Regions from separate parts of the Homo sapiens genome. Here region 1 is linked to region 2. Evidence: chromatin contacts called from ENCODE Hi-C or POLR2A ChIA-PET data. All regions are on one chromosome and are shown on one strand. The core of a region is the stretch at or near the end of the contact, and the rest is flanking DNA. Distances in the headings are between cores, read along the strand shown. Region 1 overlaps HIP1 (huntingtin interacting protein 1). Region 2 overlaps RCC1L (RCC1 like).

Region 1 (4,027 bases), core at 851-3,350, 600 kb after region 2:
TGGATGGAGTAGCTGAGAGTGGTTGAAGTAGCTGGGACTAGTTGGAGTAGCTGAAGCTGGTTGGAGTAGTTGGGGCTGGTTGGAGTAGCTGGGGCTCGTCGGAGTAGTTGGGGCTGATTGGAGTAGCTGGGGCTGGTTGGAGTAGATGAGGCTGGTTGGAGTAGCTGGGTCTGGTTGGAGTCACTGGGCAGGGTCATGGAGGAGCATCAAGCCTCAAAGCCCCTGTAGATTCAGTGTTCTCCCTGAACACTCTGCCCCTGATATTACTAGATCTGTTTTTCCTCCTGACACTGCTGTTGCCCCGATATTAAACACAGGTGTCCATGGTCCCTTTCCACAGATTTGACGTCGCAGGGGAAAGGGTGATTTCAAGCACGGCTGAGCCATATGCGGATGCCAGGTGCACCCCCAGAACCTTTCCATTCTGCATGATAGACCCCCTAAGCTGCCGGAAGTCAGGGGCTGCAGAGGTGAGCCAGGAAGACAGAAGCCTGAATTGGGGCCATGGCTTCAAGAAGGGGGCAAGGAGAGACATGAGACGTGCTGTGGGAAGGAAGGCGGCACAGAGACACCCTGCCCAGAGAGCAGACCCTGGGAATGGGAGGCAGTGGGGACATTAAGAGGAATCAGGGTCAGGTTCAGTGACTCAGGCCTGTAATCCCAGCACTTTAGGAGGCCAAGATGGGAGGATCGCTTGAGCTCAGGAGTTTGAGGCCAGTCTGGGCAACATAGTGAGACCTGGTCTCACTGGGACTACAGGTGCATGCCACCATGACTGGCTATTTTTTATTTTTTTCTTAGAGATGGGGTCTCACTGAGTTGTCCAGGCTAGGAACTTTTTTTTTTTTAAGACAGAGTTTTGCTCTTGTTACCCAGGCTGGAGTGCAATGGCATGATTCCGGCTCACCGCAAACTCCGCCTCCCGGGTTCAAGCAATTCTCCTGCCTCATCCTCCCGAGTAGCTGGGATTATAGGCATATGCCACCACACCCAGCTAATTTTGTATTTTTAGTAGAGACGGGGTTTCTCCATGTTGGTCAGGCTAGTCTCAAACTCCCGACCTCAGATGATCAGCCTGCCTTGGCCTCCCAAAGTGCTGGGATTACAGGCGTGAGCCACTGCAGCTGGTCTGGAACATTTTTAAATGAAATCATAGCAAAGCACTTTTCCAATGCTCCTCGCCCTTTGAGTGAACCTAAATTACTATTAGCAGTAGTAGCAGCAATGACCCTGAACACTATTTTCCAAGCACCCACTATGCACAGCCATACCTACCTCTGAATCTGAGAGGGCAAAAATAAAGGAGCCAGACAGAGGGTGGAGGAAAACAGAGGTTGTTATTGCCAGCTGCGGTTCTTCACCCCAGCTGCACACTCCAATTACCTGGGAAGCCTGGGCCCCGCCCCAGGGATTCTGATGTAATGGGTCTGGGATCAGCCTGGGCATCAGAACTTTAAACCTCCCCCAGGAGGCTGTGATGTGTAGCCAAGACTATGAACAACTGAACAACCACAGCCAGGACTCAGGAACCCCCGGCCTGGTCTTGGCTGAAGCTGAGGGCTGCAGGAAGCAAGGAAGTGTGGCACTTCCCTTACTGCTTCTCCTACACGGGGAATTTCCAAGCTCCCACCTGGAATTTTCCATCCCTTGGCCAAAAGTTCAGCATAGGCGGAGACCTCTGAACGCTTTGCCTCTGATATTAATAGACCTGTTTTTCCTCCTGACACTGCTGTTCCCCCCATATTAAACACAGGTGTCCATGGTCCCTTTCCACAGATTTGACATCACAGGGGAAAGGGTGACTTCAAGCGTGGCTGAGCTATATGGAGATGCCAGGTGCACCCCCAGAGCCTAACCATTCTGCAAGATAGACCCCCTAAGAAAAACACCTGGCTTGGTCTTAGGATCTCATGATTAGCTGGCGGGTTCTGGGAAGCAAAGATCTGCCGAATTTCTAAAGCCTCTCCAGGCAGGCTGCGGGAGGCCAGCAGGGGTCAGAGGGCCTTTTAGAGGCACCAGGACAGACGGGAGCCACTCAGCCAAGTCCCTGAGTCAGCAAACAGCCTGGAAACCTCGCCTCAAGGGTGCCCCAGGCTGCCAGAGCTCTCTGCCCCTGCCCGCCAGCTCCTCCCTGTAAGTGGTAATTTGGAGCACCCTTAATGGCCCAGTTCAGGAGCTGCCAGCCTTGTACTGGGGAGAGGTTTTTCCACTGCTTCTCCGCTGGAGGACAAGTCCAGGGATGTGTCTCTGCCCAGTTATCTTTTTTTTTTTTTTTTTGAGACAGAGTCTCCCTCTGTCACCCAGGCTGGAGTGCAATGGTGCGATCTTGGCTCATTGAAACCTCTACCTCCTGGGTTCAAGGGATTTTCCTGTTTTAGCCTCCCAAGTTGCTGGAATTACAGGTGCACACCACCACGCCCATCTAATTTGTGTATTTTTAGTAGAGACGGGGTTTCGCCATGTTGGCCAGACTGGTTTCAAACTCCTCGGCCTCCCAAGGTGCTGGGATTACAGGCGTGAGCCACCATACCCGGCTCTGCCCAGTTATCTCCAAAGCAGTGTCCCAGAAGCATGGACCAGGCTGAGGGCAGGAAGTACCAGCTCAGAGTCGCCTGTAGTGGCTCAGAGCTGGTGTCCCCGCCCTGGGGAGGGTGGCAGCCAAGCTAATTCCATGTTATCACGGCTTACAGGAAGCCAGCTTGGCCCGGCTGTGAGCCAGCAGCAATTTACTGGCCTTGGGGGCAGAGTGAGGGAGAAGAGGGAAGAGAAAGGAAAACACAGCCCTCTCCCCACCACACAAAAAAACTGATTCTGGGTTATTGTTAGGTGCTTATTCATCCCGCACATTTCTTTTTGAGAGCCACGACATGAGCTCTGCAACCAAAGCCATTTAGCAAGAGACAGCTGCCCACACAGGAGGAGGGAGGGGCATGGGGGGACTCAGTCCGCATGAAAACGGGGGAGGGTGAGAGGGTCTTCAAAGACCTGAGGCACAGTGGCTCACACCTGTAATCCCAGCACTTTGGGAGGCAGAGGCAGGCCGATCACGAGGTCAGGAGTTCGAGACCAGCCTGGTCAATATGGTGAAACCACCGTCTCTACTAAAAATACAAAAATTAGCCAGGCATGGTAGTGGGCACCTATAGTCCCAGCTACTCGGGAGGCTGAGGCAGAAGAATCGCTTGAACCCGGGAGGTGGAGGTTGCAGTGAGCCAAGATTGTGCCACTGCATTCCAGCCTGGGTTACAGAGTGAGACTCCATATCTCAAAAAAAAAAAAAAAAAAAAAAAAAAAAAAAGAAGGATTCTCCACACTGTAAAAACATCCCAAGATTCTAAAGCCAAAGTAGGGATGCTGAATGCAGAGTGGTTCTTACATCAGAACCCCAAGTTCAAGTCCTGCCTTCCTATCTGTGTAGCCTTGGGTGGGTCACTGTCAAATTCAGAGGAGGCCCTGGGCGGCAACCCTGGCTGCAACACTTATTCTACGTGTGGCCTTGGGCAAGTCACTCAACTTCTCTGTGCCTCAGTTTCTCTGTCTATAAAACAAGGCTAATCATAGCTACCTCTTGGGGTTGTTTTGACGCTAAGTTAATATTATGGAAAGTATTTAGAAAATTGCCTGCATACCTACTGTTATATAAAGGTTAGTGATTGTTTTTATTAAAGCACTGGGCATGGTGGTGGGCACCTGTAGTCCCAGCTACTCGGGAGGCTGAGGCAGGAGAATCGCTTGAACCCGTGAGGCGGAGGTTGCAGTGAGCTGAGATTGCGCCACTGCACTGCAGCCTGGGCGACAGAGCGAGACTCTGTCTCAAAGAAAAAAAAAAAGCACTATATGAGCCTGGTATGGTGGCTCACACCTGGAATCCTAGCAATTTGGGAGGCCAAGGCAGGTGGATCACCTGAGGTCAGGAGTTTGAGACCAGCCTGGCCAACATGGTGAAACCCCATCTCTATGAAAAATAACAAAAATTAGCTGGGCATGGTGGCGTGTACCTGTAATCCCAGCTACTCGGGAGGCTGAG
Region 2 (4,615 bases), core at 377-2,876:
CCACAATCGTGTGCCACCAAACTCTGCCTTCCACAAATCCTGGCGACACCCTGGGCTTCCTGATTTGACAGTGAAAAGTAAGACAATTTGTCATTCCTGGATTGATTGTCCATATCTTGGGAGCATTCAGCCACAGGGCATCTAATGACCAAGTGCCTGCTTGTGCTGGGTCTAGGTCTGTGTTCCAGGAGCTGGGGACTGGCCAGAGACGGAACAGACAGATGATTTTAATATATGTTTACAAACTGTAAAAACTGTCATGAAGAAAAAGTACAAGATGCTGTTTAAGAGGTCAACCCAGGAGATGGCCTCTCCTAGCCCGGCCTTCAGGTGGGACTCTGTCTGCACCAGCTGGGGCACTCCTGGGCCCATGTCACCATCAGCTGTTGGGCAAAAGGCTTGGGTCATGGGAGGCAGAGGAAGTGACATGGAAAAGCCAGGACTACAAGACCTGGGGCTGATGAAGTACGGAATAATTACAAGCTGTCTTAGGCCCCTGATCTAAGCATGCCCCTTGTTCTCCACACTCAGACCTTAGATAGTTTTTGTGTGTGTGTGTTTGTTTGCTTTTGAGACAGGGTCTCACTCTGCTGCCCAGGCTGCGACGCAGTGGCACAAACATAGCTCACTGCAGCCTTGAACTCTCAAACTCAAGCAGTCCTTCCACCTCAGCCTCCAGAGTAGCTGGGACTACAGGCGCACACCACCACACCCAGCTAATTTCTGTATTTTTTGTAGAAAAGGGATCTCACTATGTTGCCTAGGCTAGTCTCGAACTCCTGGGCTTTGAGGGATCCTCTCATCTTGGCCTCCCAAAGTGCTGGGATTACAAGCATGAGCCACTGCACCCAGCTAGCCCTTAGGTGTTTAATAGAACAATTCGGCCTGGCTCCCCAAAATGCTAGCAGACCACAGGATAAACCAACCAACTCTAATTCCCAGATGGCTATCTGCAAATGCCAGGCACACAGGCAGGAAGACAGCTAGGCTCTGTCTACCAACAGGCAGTAACTCACCCTTAGAAGGAGGCCTGTTAAGTCTCGGGGAGAAATCCAGAAAGGAATTTCATTTCGCTGTGACCTGAAATGGCTACATGGCATGAGGGCAAATAGAAAAGCCTCTGCTCTAGTCAAATGCTTCACACAGATTTCTAAACATGTGTCTCTGCCCATAGTTGAGGCCTTAAGAACTTTCTGGAAAGTAGATATTTGTTTCCCCCAAAATTAGTCCATACGACTCTTATTTATCAAATCAAAATAGCTTTAAGAATTCATGACACTGAATTAGCCGGGCGTGGTGGTGTGTGCCTGTAATCCCAGCTACTTGGGAGGCTGAGGCAGGAGAATCGTTTGAACTCGGGAGGCGGAGGTTGCAGTGAGCCAAGATCGCGCCATTGCACTCCAGCCTGGGCAACAAGAGTGAGACTCCAACTCAAAAAAAAAGAATTCATGAGACCTACACTCAGCTGCAAATGCAAGTGGCCACTCTGGCTGGGCAGTGGCCAGGAATTCTCTGGCTTAGTCATGACCACTGCCACTTCAGTGCTTCAGCCTAGAGCCAGATAAAACTCCAGCTGGCAGCCATAACAACCCAGGCCTGCCTGTTTGACGGCCTCTGGAGCCTGGAATTCAGACAATAAGTGAATAGCAGTTAGGACCCTGGTACAGAGGGTGAGCATCTGGGACAGGCCCCACGTGGGAATGAGGCCAGAGAACTCAACCAAAGATGACACCAACTGACTGTCCCGGCCTGGATGTTTAAAAAGAAAACAATTACTTGCCATGAGATGAAAAGATTCTTTTAATTGCAAGGAAATAACTAATTTACTTGAGAATCACAGAATGAAATTAATTCAGGACAGTTTTACTATTCGAGTCAACTAAAGAGCAGCAAATTGAACCCACGGTAACTGTGGTGGAGTAAGAGATGTAACCAAGAAAAGGACACATTCCTTACCCTTACCCTGCAGGGTAAGCGGATATTCTGTGGCTTTGTAATCTGGCAGGCCTTTGGGAAAAACCTCCATTTTGCTCTCCCCTTTCATCATTCTCTACCCCGGCACTTTGGAGAAATCGGTAGATTTACCTCCGTGAAACCACGGGACAGTCTGACAAATCGGCCTTTTGCCATCCCATATCCTGGGTCAGATCAGGGTCTGGGCTCGGCCAGGGAATGGGATTAAGCCCCACACATTCACTTCCTAATCACCCACCCATGGATCCGCCAAGCCTCTGCTGGTTTCCTCCAGCACCCGACGTACTAGCAATGCCCCTTCCTACCACCGACGGGTGCTCTCTTGAGAAAATGCACGTTCACGTTAGCCTACCCACAAACCAAACGAACCAAAATTAAAACTCCAGGGGGGGAAAACAAGACATTATACAACCTCGAGGCAAACAACTTCTGGCTTAGCCCTTGCTTGAGTTATCAGTACAAAGGCGCCGTTCTGTTGGATGGGTGGAACCTGAGAGCTGCCCGCAGTTTGGGGTTGAACTGGAGACAGAGAACCTCTGCTGGGCTCACACCAGGGCCACCGGGCTTGGTAACTTACTGGTCAGTGCAGCAAAGTGGCTGAGTCCACATCGGATGCGGGAAACCTGGATTTCTGGGTTGAACTCCGTCAAGCCAAAGAGAGTGGGTGGAATCATTTCAGGGACGGCACTTTCCACTAGGTTTGGACCTTTCCCAAGAATTCCATAGCCCCAGACAAAAACATGTCCTTCTCCTACATTACAGTAAAAACAAGGGTCAGTAAGTCCATCCAAGTAAGAACCTCCCTCACCAGAAACTCAAACTACACCACCAAGGTTTATGACATCCACACGGTTTTTTTTTGTTTTTTTTTTGTTTTGTTTTTTTCCTCCTTGCTTGGCAAGAACATGCAGACAGAGATTTAGAATAATAATTCTCTCTCCCCTGCTTAAATTCTTGCTGGGGGAGTCTGTCTCGCCAGCTCTCCTGGCTCAGAACACAAACTTCCCACATCTTGAGGGTTAGTAACCTGGAAGGGACGAGCGTATAAATCATCCAGAAAACCCATACGAATACCAGAGAATTGGAGGATGTTTTCTCCCCCTAATGACAGCTCTGTGTTTCACACTGATCAGAAGGCCAAACACATCAACAATGTCTGGCCAGATTCTTAAAACTCTTAGAAATGATGTTTTGGTTATAGAAAGTTTAATATTCATCAGTGGTGCCAGATATTTCATCGTTATCCAAAGCTGAAGGCTGTTCTCCCATCTGCCTTTGATTTTTTGGCTGGAGAAGGCAGAGCTGGAGTCTCTCTGGCCCAGGCTAAGGGAGGGGAATGAAGTAGTTCGCTCTCCACTCCAGAGGTTTGCTCTAGGATGACTCAGCTCTGTGGCCATGTATCTACAGATAAATCGCAGACTATTCGCTTTTTGTTAAGAACTTCATTCACACCCTGTAATGCCATCTTCTAATCCAATGCCATCTTCCCATGGCCATAGTCCCTTCCTTTTTTGAAACAGGGTCTCACCGTGTTGCCCAGTGCAGTGGCATGATCATAGCTCACTGCAGCTCGAACTCCTGGGCTCAAGGGACCTTTCTGCCTCAGCCTTCTGAGTAGCTGGGACTACAGGTGTGCACCACCATGCCCAGCTAATTTTTCATTTTTTCTTTTTCTATTGAGACAGAGTCATCCAGGCTGGAGTGCAGTGGCGCAATCTCGGCTCACTACAACCTCTGCCTCCTGGGTCCAAGCAATCCTCCCACCTTAGCCTTCCAAGTACTAGGATTACAAGCATGTACCACCATGTCTGGCTAATTTTTCTATTTTTAGTAGAGTCAGGGTTTCACCACGTTGGCCAGGCTGGTCTTGAACTCCTGACCTCAGGTGATCTGCCTGCCTTGGCCTCCCAAAGTGCTGAGATTACAGGTGTGAGCCACCACACCCAGCCTTCCAGCTAATTTCTCCATTTTTTGGTAGAGACAGGGTCTCGTTATGTTGTCCAGGCTGGTCTGGAACTCCTGGCCTCAAGCAATCCTCCTGCATCAGTTCCCCAAAGTGCTGGGATTACAGATGTGAGCCACCGCGCCCAGCCATGTTACCCTCCTAAGGCTAAGGTCTACGGCCTGCAAATCCAATGGACACTGACCACTCCCTATGTAATCTACCTACAGCTTCCCAATGAGCCACCGGAAAGAAGGTCTCACCGTTTAACACTGCACAGCCCGTGCCACCGCATGCAGCCTGTCGCACCTTCCCCACTCCTGAGAAGTGTAAGCAGCGGGGCACATTCACCTGAACCAAAGAAAGGAGCCACACTGTTAGGAAAGCAAGCCAGTAAGGACCGGGAAGTGTTCTGGTCTTAGGTACAGAGTAGCTGAGTCCTAGTTCATTCATTCACTCCACAGATACTTCCTGAACATCACATGCCAAGCATCATACTAGGTGCTGGGGTAGAATGGGAAGCAAAAGAGGCCCAGTTTCCACCCTCAGAGAGTTCTAGTCTAGTGGACGAGGCAGATGTCAACCAAAATTAACATAAAATGACATTTGTGGCCGGGTGTGGTGGCTCACGCCTGTAATCCTAGCACTCTGGGAGGCGGAGGCAGGTGGATCACTTGAGGTCAGGAGTTCGAGACCAGC

Evidence for each region. Hi-C counts contacts between places; a loop is a spot of excess contacts on that map. ChIA-PET counts read pairs that join two places held with the same protein, here RNA polymerase II (POLR2A). Pooled maps may share reads with other maps.
Region 1: a loop to region 2 is called in a map with no recorded cell type, with 2.7 times the contacts of the local background. The contact joins two enhancer-like sites. A Hi-C loop is called at or near these places in 1 of 168 maps with a recorded cell type or tissue (GM12878), 1 of 37 single-sample maps with no recorded cell type and 1 of 50 pooled maps. POLR2A ChIA-PET finds 5 or more read pairs at or near these places in 1 of 52 experiments (Caco-2).

What each region holds. Positions count from the first base shown.
Region 1 is chr7:75,648,194-75,652,220 of GRCh38, forward strand. All of the region lies in intron 1 of HIP1 (huntingtin interacting protein 1), which reads right to left. Among named protein-coding and RNA genes, the nearest start is that of HIP1, 89 kb to the right of the region's middle. Within about 2 kb of position 2,101, at least 16 of the 41 ENCODE cell types and tissues checked have a DNase peak (open chromatin) inside an H3K27ac peak, as active enhancers do.
Region 2 is chr7:75,053,350-75,057,964 of GRCh38, forward strand. RCC1L (RCC1 like) reads right to left here. Exons shown (of 11, transcript NM_030798.5): 8 at 4,180-4,267; 9 at 2,552-2,725. Among named protein-coding and RNA genes, the nearest start is that of RCC1L, 18 kb to the right of the region's middle. Within about 2 kb of position 1,627, at least 13 of the 41 ENCODE cell types and tissues checked have a DNase peak (open chromatin) inside an H3K27ac peak, as active enhancers do.